Linked DNA regions of Mus musculus: region 1 is linked to region 2. The links are chromatin loops, found by intact Hi-C in ENCODE. Cell type or tissue: gastrocnemius. All regions are shown on one strand.

What was found. A loop is a pair of places that touch in the nucleus more often than their neighbours do. Peaks named below come from ENCODE experiments on the same cell type or tissue, not always from the same donor. Only the 100,000 strongest peaks of a DNase experiment are listed, where the experiment ranks them.
Region 1: it touches region 2 in a loop (7-fold over the local background); 9 of 42 quality-filtered maps call a loop at or near these places.

What each region holds. Positions count from the first base shown.
Region 1 is chr19:38,564,754-38,569,753 of GRCm38, forward strand. All of the region lies in intron 1 of Plce1 (phospholipase C, epsilon 1), which reads left to right. Among named protein-coding and RNA genes, the nearest start is that of Plce1, 43 kb to the left of the region's middle. In gastrocnemius, a CTCF peak has its summit at 2,089 (motif pointing right); no DNase peak of the experiment used is centred here; H3K27ac peaks cover 1,384 bases.
Region 2 is chr19:38,706,856-38,711,855 of GRCm38, forward strand. All of the region lies in intron 6 of Plce1 (phospholipase C, epsilon 1), which reads left to right. Among named protein-coding and RNA genes, the nearest start is that of Noc3l, 110 kb to the right of the region's middle. In gastrocnemius, a CTCF peak has its summit at 2,724 (motif pointing left); a DNase peak (open chromatin) is centred at 2,722.

The DNA of each region.
Region 1 (5,000 bases), 140 kb before region 2:
CCTGCCTGTTGGGGCTGACATGCAACCCAAGATCCCTTTGTTTTATGTCCTGGTTTTAGTCAACCTGGTCAGGTTTTACTTTAAGTAAAACCATTTTATGTGTCACTTTGTTGAATGAAAACTTGAAATGAGCGTTATAACAGCATAATATAATTATTTGACTACAACATAAGAGCATCCTCTTAGCATGTCTGCTTCACAGTGATCTTCTTTGGGAGATGACATTTGGCCCATTTACCCCAGGCTAATTGCTTCGATTCTTCAGATCACAATTTTGCATCAATCAGTTCTACTTTTTTCAGAACTTAGCATTGATTTTCCGAAAGGATGCTTTTCAAAATACCAAGTGAAGCAATTATATTAACAATTTCTAGTCCTTTCTTATCAAGTAGAAAATGTGTCCCTTGAGATCGTGGGGTCTGCTGTACACACTGTTTTCCTTTAGGATAATATGAGTGCTGCCTTTCCTGGCCTCTCTTCTTGTCCCCTGTGAATCTCATTTTTTCCCTTGCCCCTTTCTCCTTTCTCCTCTTGGCCTAAATCTTATCCTTTAAGAACTGGGAACAATGGCTCTGGCCACATGTGTGGCAGAGGATGGCCTTGTTGAACATCAGTGGGAGGAGTGACCCTTGGTCCTGAGGTTATTTGATGCCCCAGTGTATAGGGGAATGCCAGGGCGGAAAAACTAGAGTGTGTGGGTGGGTGGGGGAGCACCCTCATAGAGGCAGGGGGAGGGATTGGATAGAGGGTTTCTGAAGGGAAGACCTGGAAAGGGGAAAACATTTGAAACATAAATAAAGAAAATATTCAATAAAAAATATATTTGGTTTCGGACCAGGGGTGGCGAGGGGCCGGGGAGGGAGAATAACTGGAAACAAGGCTGACAAGATGGCTCAGTGGGTACTAGCAAGTGGCACATGTTCGCCTGAGCCCCCACTTCTCTCTCTCTCTCTCTCTCTCTCACACACACACACACACACACACACACACACACACACACACACACACACACAGAGTTCCCAAACCCCATCCTCATTTCTGAAGTCTGCCTTTCCCCAGAATGCTGTATTGTGTGGTTTTGAGCTCACTTTTGCTGGATGCTAATGATTTGGGGACCGGCCATCTTCTCCAGCTAGACTCAGAGACCCTTCAGGGCAGCCTGAGCCTGTTCTATCATTGTCCACCACAGTGTAGGAGACAGTGACATCCTTTCCCAATGGTGGATGGTAATGACACACAGAAGCAGCAAATTATCTTTACAGCTCTGGGATGCTGGCGTTTATCTTCTCTTCCTAGGAATTGCTCTTCATGCTGCTTTACTTGAGAAAATATAATTGGTGTAAAATTAGATGGCAAATCCATATTGGGGAGCCATTCATGTGGAAAGGTGACAGCTTGTTCTGACTTTAACCCTGGCTCTGGCTCTTGCAGTGATAACAGCAATGGTATCCAGCTGTTTCTAGCAGAGTCTACCTTCCCTTGAGTAAAGGGAGTACTTGGGGCCTCTGACTGGAAACATGGCATGTCATGGGACAAATATGCTGGCATTTCTGTTAGGACAGCAGGTGATATCCTCTTCCTGAGGGAAATGGGAGAGACCAGGCATGTGGAAGGACCTGCATCATGACCTAGGATGAAGGGCCACACTGAGCCTGTATCCTGCTATCAAAAGTTCCTTTCCTCTGAAACATCACTTTTTGCCTCATATTGTAACTGGGTGCAAGCCAGTGCACTTACTGTGTGGCAAGAAGAGTTGGTGTCCACTTCCTGAATCAAGCTAAACTCTCAATTATTTAGATTTTTTCCCCCAGAGGCACTATGAGATAGAGGCATTAGGACCTGGCTCTATGGGAGAGGAAACAGCTGTTCAGGGAGGGTAAATGGGATGCTTGATGTCACTGGCTGGTCAGTGGTAAAGTCTGAAAGCAGAATCCACATCCTTCAGACCCTAGAGCCTATAGTTCTCCACCTACATGCTAAACTGCTACCATTTCTGCCCGGGAGAGTCCCATAAAAGAGGTGCCCAGGGGAGCTCTGGATCTGAGGGTCCTGCTGCCTCATCCGCAGGGCAGTGCACTGTTTTCTTTTTTCCTACCAGTAGATGGAAATAGAACTGAATGTTTCAGCGAGTCCTAGAAGGATTGCTGGAGTCTCTCCCTCGGAGCAAAAGGAGGGGGAGGAGAAGCAACAGAAAATCCTTAGGAAAAGCTACAGTGAGAGGATGGCTGTCAAACCTGAGCAAACTCCCTCCCCCCACCCCCCACACCCCTGGCGTCATGCTCTGATGATGGTTTTAACCTCTTAGAGGCCAGGGAGCCGGGAGCAGCCTTTGGCAGCTGTAGAATCTTGTGAGCGTTGCTGGACACTGCCAAGTAGGGGCTTTCTTTGTGCTAACCAAGGTCATTTTCTAAAGACTTTGTCCTCCATTGTAAGCTGCTGCCCTGGGAACACAGTCTTCCCACAAGTTTGTATGTCATGTCATTTCTAGAAAGTGTGGCTTTGAGAAGAAAACAGCTAAAAGAGTATATGAGTGGATAAAGAATAAAGGGACACCTGGTCTCCTCTTGTCCAGTTGTATTCCTGAATAATACTTTACATAGACATTCAAACTCTTTCTATGCACATGTGTTTACCATGCACTGATATTTTTAAACCATGTTATAGCTGCCGAGCTGCACATGCTTACGGCATAGAAGCACCCTTGAATATTATTAGTGTTAGCTGGTTCCTTTCAGCTCCGGTGGTTTGACCCTGGGTTGGCACTTGGGCAACATCTGGCGACATGAGCTGACAGGCACTATGTACTCATATCTAGTGAGCAGGGGGAAGTTGCTAATCCTCCTACAGTATGTAGGTCAGTTCCCTACAGCTAAGAATTTCCATGCCTTACATGTTTGCGCTTTCTGAGACTTCATTTCTGGAAGATGAAGATGCAAAGACAAAATGTCTGTGGATAAAGACTTCATTTTTAAGTTAAAAAAGAAAAGGGAATGATGGGCTGTTGAGTGGCTCTGGCGATAGAGACGCACAAGCCTGACCTCCCGAGTGTGATCTCAGCAACCCACTCCCAAAAGTTGTCCCCTGACCTCCACATACACTCCGTAGTGTGTGTACACTGCACACATGCACACACACAAACATGATAACAGTAATAAAAATTATATTCACATTCCATACATCACAGATCTCTCAACCAGTTTCCAAAATCAAAAGAACTCGAAGCAGAGGTGTTTAAAGTTCATAGTAAACAAGGATTGTGGTGGCAGACCTTAATCAGAGTGGATACAAACCTCTTTATTCCTGTCAGTGTGCAAGCTTACGGGTCTCCTTAATTAACTTAAGGACATTTAAACCTTATTTAAAACATTAACGGTTTGTGCTGGGGGTTGTCACCTCTGTCTCTTGAGGGATAATTAGACAATATACAGGCCCTTGAGACATATATACTTTTTTTAATTGAAAAGCAAATCTTATAGATTTTGAAGTTTTTGATAAACGCCATTATGAGATAAGTCAATTTATGTTGAAACATTTTCCCAGGAATTTAGCATAGCACTGCTCTGCAGGATTTAGTCCCTAGAACCCTCGCGTGTAGAAACGAGCACACACGAGTGATGTTAGTGACTTTCAGCATTTCAAACCCCCTCAGGCTGGGGACCTGGTTCCCTGGTACAGCATCTGCTTAGCATGTACCAGGCCCTAGATTAGGTCTCCAGCTCTATAATAAACAAAACAGAACAGTCGCCCTTTGGAGATCAGTTTAATCCATTGTTCAGAAGGTGATGGTAAAGTTTCTAGATCTCCACTCTTGCCACTGTCTTATGGTTTTCCATGCAAATTAACAGTATCCCCCAAGCCCCACAAACGACATATTGAACATTGTCTCTTTCTTATTTAAAAGTTGGTAAGGCCTAGGACATATTGAGTACTTATCATGTTTCATATTTAATACTTTTTCCAAATCTGGTCTTCAAAAGTTCCTGACTTCTGTGGAAGGTAGTCTTATTTTTAAGAAAATGAGCTTTTTTGGAACAGACTTACTTGGGTATGTTATCTGTCTGGGACAAGTCAGAACCCCAGGCTGTAGTTCTGTGGGGGTGTATCACTACATGTGATTTCCAAAACACTCACCCCGGGGCAGACAGTTTCAGTATTTCTGTATTGGTGGCTATTAACTCTTTTTTGGGGGGAGGAATAAAAATTATTCCAAGCTGTATTTTCTTTCAAGAGATTGTCCTTGGACTTGAGGGGAGTCATCAAATTTCACTTGAGTGGAGTAGATATTTTTATCAGAATACTAAAATAAAGTCACTGGAGCAAATCTGAGGTTACTAAGCTCTGCCACCCCAGACTCCAGTGCTGAGCGTTATTTGAAATGAGAAAACATCAGTGTCCCCCTGGAGCCTGCATCTGATGTGATATTAAGGAGAGCTCCCAGATATATTTATTTCTCTTGGTTTAATCCCAAGAAGCTGCTGGAACTGTCAGTTTCCATTACGAAAGCGGCAGGTGTAAAAAATATTATCTTCAGTTCTCTACAACAGAGCCAATCCAAGAACTTTCCAGAAAAATGAAAAATCCCTTGCCCAAGCCAAATATAATCTCTAATTGTGAGTACCCCCCCCCACCCCCGTGTGTGTGTGTGTGTGTGTGTGTGTGTGTGTGTGTGTGTGTGTCTGGGCGTGCACGCACATGCATGTGTGTGCATGTACTTGTGGGTATGCGTGCATGCCTCTGTCTGTGTGTGTGTATGTGTGTGTGTGTGTGTGTGTGTGTGTGTGTGTGTGTGTGTAGCAGCTTTGTGCATTCTCTTGCCTTCTAGCTTTAGGGGTGTCTCCAGAAACCATAAGCAAAGGGCATTCCTGTCTTCAGTAGAGTCTTCAGGGGCTCATCCACTATCTCATGAAACTCAGTCTACTGATGTGTTTTCAAACAAGTACACCATTGATGTTACGTCAGTGACCGGGAATACCAGGTATGAAGTGTGTACAGCTAGCTCA
Region 2 (5,000 bases):
CTTGCCAGGTGAGGGCACGGTTAGGTCTCCTGTGCTCCTGCCCTTGGAGCTGTTTCACCACACTCCTGACTCCAGGCAAGGATGTCTGTAAAATAGCTTTAAAATAGTTTGTTCGTCTTCCACTAGAAACTGTAATTTGTAGATCCAAGAGTATTCCTTTGTGTGTTTGTGTTTTGTTCTGTTTTGTTTGATAAAGCAACTGTGGATCTTTGTCTGCGGCAGAATAATTTTTGAAAGTTATTGCTTGGTTAGCATATAGAAAAATAGGTTTCAATGCAACATTTCATAAATATATACCATCATACTTTTTATTATATCCTGTTCTAATTGGCTCCTTCAGTTTTCTCCTCCATCTCGCTCCTTTATAACTGACTATGCTCAAACAGCCCCTCCTCTGGGTTCAAGACACTTATATTCCATTACCCACTCTAGCCCCACCCCCATCTTTTGACATCTTTTTTTCATTTTCCTTGGGGCTTTAATATATCTGTTGCAGAAGTCTTTCCTTGGTTAGGATTCTTTTCTTATGTGTTTTGGAGGTTTGGTTTGGTTTGGGGGGGGAGGGGCATGTCTTTTGTTTGTTTTGAAACACGGCCTCACCATGTAGCTCTTGGTGTCCTAAAATTCACTGTGTAGACCAGATTGGCCTTGAATTCACCGAGATTCCCCTGACTGCCTCTGAAGTGCTAGGATTAAGGGAGTGAACCATCATACCCCATGTCATAGGTGTTTTTAAGCAGCTCTAAATGAGATGCTTTTTTCCTGATTTCTTTCTTCATAATTTTACTACTGACATAAAGGAAAGCTACTCACTGACTTTGGTATACTAGTGTTGTATTCTGCTACTTTGCAGAGTCCACCCTCTTGTAATATTCCCTTTGGGAATATTGATCATTTTTACCAGTAAACTTTGAAATGTTAGTTCAGCATTTTACCTAGTTCAGTGGTTGAAGGAGCTGAGTGTTGGCTGTGTTATTCTGCTGTAGCCCATACTTCTGGTGGCTTAAGTGTCACTTCTGACTTTGTGTGAGCACCTTCTGACTAGGGATCTCACTTTTGAGAACCGGCACCTCCAGTGTCACCACAAAACCACACCATCCAAGTAAAGGAAACAAGGAAAGCCCAATGGGATTGCCGTTCTTGCATATAAATCAGAAAATTGGGAAACCACTATCAGTTTTGCCATTGAGTTACAGTTTATTTAGGGTCAAAGTTGTAAATAAATCCAGTGGAGGAATGGAGGAGCCAGAGGGGCAAGTGGGGGAGAAACAAGATTAAATAAACCAAAGAAAGTGTGGGAGTCAAAAGTGTAATGAAGGGCAAGAGGGAAAAGCACGAAATTAGAAAAATAAAATAAAGAAATGCTCTATGATCGTGAGCAGACCCGTGATCAAAAGGAGATAAGTAGATAAGTGAGAAAAAATAAATAGGAAAAATTAAATTCTGATAGGTTTTTTTTAAGCCAGTGGGTCCAAAACACTACTAAGAGTGCAGTAGAAAGAAAAGCTAAAAGGGAGACCAGAAAAAGAAACTGTCCAGAAAAAACATGGGTGACAAAGTTAGGTAGATGTATAAAGGGGAATAAAAAAATGAATACATAGCAGGGCGTGGTGGCGCACTCCTTTAGTCCCAGCACTCAGGAGGCAGAGGCAGGCGGATTTCTGAGTTCGAGGCCAGCCTGGTCTACAAAGTGAGTTCCAAGACAGCTAGGGCTATACAGAGAAACCCTGTCTCGAAAATCAAATCAAAACAAAACAAAACAAAAAGAATACATAAAGATACACAAAGCCTTTTAAAACACAATAAAGTGAAATAGTAATAAAAGCATTTAAAGGGGGATTTGGTGCCCAGTTCCTCTCCTCCATGCTGGGATCTTGTCTGGCTTGTCCTTGAGCTGGTCTTGAGCATGATGTCACAATTGCTGGGAGTTCATGTGTGTCCAGAAAACATTGTTTCCTTGAAGTCACTCACCACCTCTGGCTCCTAGAATCTTTTCTTCTTCGGCAAAGATCCCCGAGCTATGAGGGAAGAAATGAAGGATCGACATCCCATTGAGGGCTTAGTATTCTCTCTCATTGGCTAGTTGTGAGTCTCTGTGTCAGTTGGAGTCTACTGCAAGAAGTTTCTCTGATGAGGGTTGAAGGATGAGGGTCGATGGATACACTCATCTATGGGTATGGCAATACATCATTAGCAGAATAATACTATTGGTTCTCCACTAGGGCCCAGAGGAGATGTTGACGTTTAATTACTGCTGGCAAATAAAAGGTCAGTTTTCTTCAATGGAGTGACTTTGGTACACTGAGCACACTCCAGGGCAGACACTATACCAGTAGCAGTTAACTGTGTCAGGGAGTGACAAAAATTTGTGTTGGTAGGGGAGGAGCAGGAGAATCTGGGAGGACTTGGGAGAGGGGAATGAACATGATCAGAGTGCATCCTGTCACAGCCTTACAGAATTAAAGAAAGCATTTAAAAATAGAAAAAGAAAAAAGAAAAACACACAGGAGGGGGAAAAAAGGTGAAGGATTAGAGTGAATTCTGGGAGATTGCTGGTTATATAGATCAGGGAGAAGGTAAGTCAGACTTCAGGGTATATGCAACAGGGAGACGGTGGGTCAGACCCCTGGATATTTTACTTTTTTATGGTTTATGGCAGCCACTGGTCCTGTTTGGGGCAAGCATCTGATCTTCTCTTCTTTGCACACCAGGGCCCTCTGCTGGCTACACTTGGCTTTGTAGTCTACGGTCTAAGCACTTTTCTCCAATCCTCCCAAGAGTCCCCATTCACATTCTATAGGATGGCTAATGTAGCTCAGAGGTTTCTCCCAAGTTCATTGGGAGTAGAAGAAGCAGTCATTCTACTAAGATTTATACAGGTGGATCTGTCTTTGTGCTTTCAAAATCCACTCAGCTTTAATTACCCTGCTGGGGGGATTCAGCTTTGGCTATCAAGGGTTCTACTGCAACTCCATGCCAGCGTGGTAGCTCCAGAGGTTGCTCAATTTGCTGACCTTTGGCTCAAGGCTGTTAAGGGCCAGACTGGCCCTCAGTTGATGAGCTCTGCTTCCAGCCATTGAGGGCAGAACCACCTTTTTCCTATGCACTTCTCTTCCTGGCCTTCTGTCACATGCCAGCATCCAGCCTTCATGTTCTCTACAACTACCCCCCAAATTTGTCTCTTAAGCTTGGGGCTAGGGCCAGTTGACTCTGATTCCTCGTCTTGTGAGTCTTCCCTTTTCTTTAGCTGCCAGGGTAGCCCAGTTTTCAATGACAGACTTGACTCCCTTGGGATGGGAGAACCCTTCAGAGCTGGCTGAATTCTTTTCCACTGCTGGCTCTTCCCACAAAAGAAGTCACCATCTCAGCAAGACCTACAACTGGATTTGAGACTCAGGAGAAGTGTGGATTTGTCTGTGGTTGGGACTGCCAGTATCTTCCCTCCAGAGCCATCTGACTGTATACCTTCCAGATGACATTTCTGTTTCTGCTTTCCTGTGCCAGGGATCCAGGCCACCAGTGCTGTGCTTAGTGTGGTGGCCTTCTGCTTCTCTGCACCTTTCAGCTCTCCTGTTGCCCCTTTTATGGATTTCCAAAGCTCTACCTCTCTTTAGTAATTCTCTCTCTGTCTCTGTGTGTGTGTGTGTCTGTGTCTGTGTCTGTGTGTCTGTGTGTGTGTGTGTGTCTGTCTGTGTCTGTGTGTGTGTCTGTGTCTCTGTGTGTGTGTCTGTGTGTGTCTGTCTGTGTCTGTGTGTGTCTCTGTGTGTGTCTGTGTGTGTCTGTGTGTGTGTCTCTGTGTGTGTCTGTGTGTGTTTCTGTGTGTCTGTGTGTCTGTGTCTGTGTGTCTGTGTCTCAGGGAGGTAGCTTCTAGTCTGCATCTGACACGGAAGTTACCTCTTATGAGAAATTTATTTCCATTTTTCTATTTATTCCTTTCCTTTTGCCCTCATCACTTAATCACCTATATCCTAAGAACATTCTCTTCCACCGTCCACTTTCCAGATCCTGTTGTAAGCATCCTGAGAATGGGGGAAGAAAACCGCAAAGATGCAAATATTTATTTCACAAAGCTGGAAAGACATATTGAAATCCTCACTTTCAGACCTTTGTCCTAAGGAGTGGAAGTAATTTCCTGGCTCTTAAGTGACTGCTACTCTAAAAGGAAGCCCTGGATGCATGGCAGGGAGGCAGGATTTCATAGGTTTTCCGGCAGCCATCCCAATAACCACTGTTTCCTTATTTGCCTCTGTCCAGAGCATCTTGTGAAAATGCCCCGTTCAGAGTGTCTTAGCTCACAGTGTTTTTCAGGTCCTAAAAGACAATGGAACTGGGCTCTATTGAATTTAAAAACAATAGCCTCCAGCCCTTGTTCATAAGTCAATGCCCAACTCAGTGAAAAAAAGATAAGAAATGAAGAAAAAAAGGAAAGAGGAAGAGAGGGAGGAGGGTACGAAGGAGGGAGGAAGGAAGGAAGGAAGGAAGGAAGGAAGGAAGGAAGGAAGGAAGGAAGGAAGGAAGGAAGGAAGGAAGGAAGGAACCAAGCAATCTAATGATCCTTCAGTTTACCCAACATGCAGTGTGTTAGAATTCCTCTCAAAGCCTTTAGCTGCTCCTGCCAGAAAACTCAATGGGAGTAGTCATAGAAACCCCAGAAAAAGCAATCATCAAAAGCTTATATCTAGCTGGACGGTGGTGGCGCACACCTTTAATCCCAGCACTCGGGAGGCAGAGGCAGGCAGATTTCTGAGTTTGAGGCCAGCCTGGTCTACAGAGTGAGTTCCAGGACAGCCAGGGCACTGTCAAGAAACCCTGTCTCGGAAACCAAAAAAAAAAAGCTTATATCCACAGCGCTGGAGAGATGGTTCGGTAGTTAAGAGCATTGGCAGCTCTTCCAAAGGCCCCGAGTTCAATTCCCAGCACCCACACAGCAGATCACAACTGTCTATAACTCCAGTTCCAGGGGATCTGACTCCCTCTCTCTCACACATATAAACAGCAGA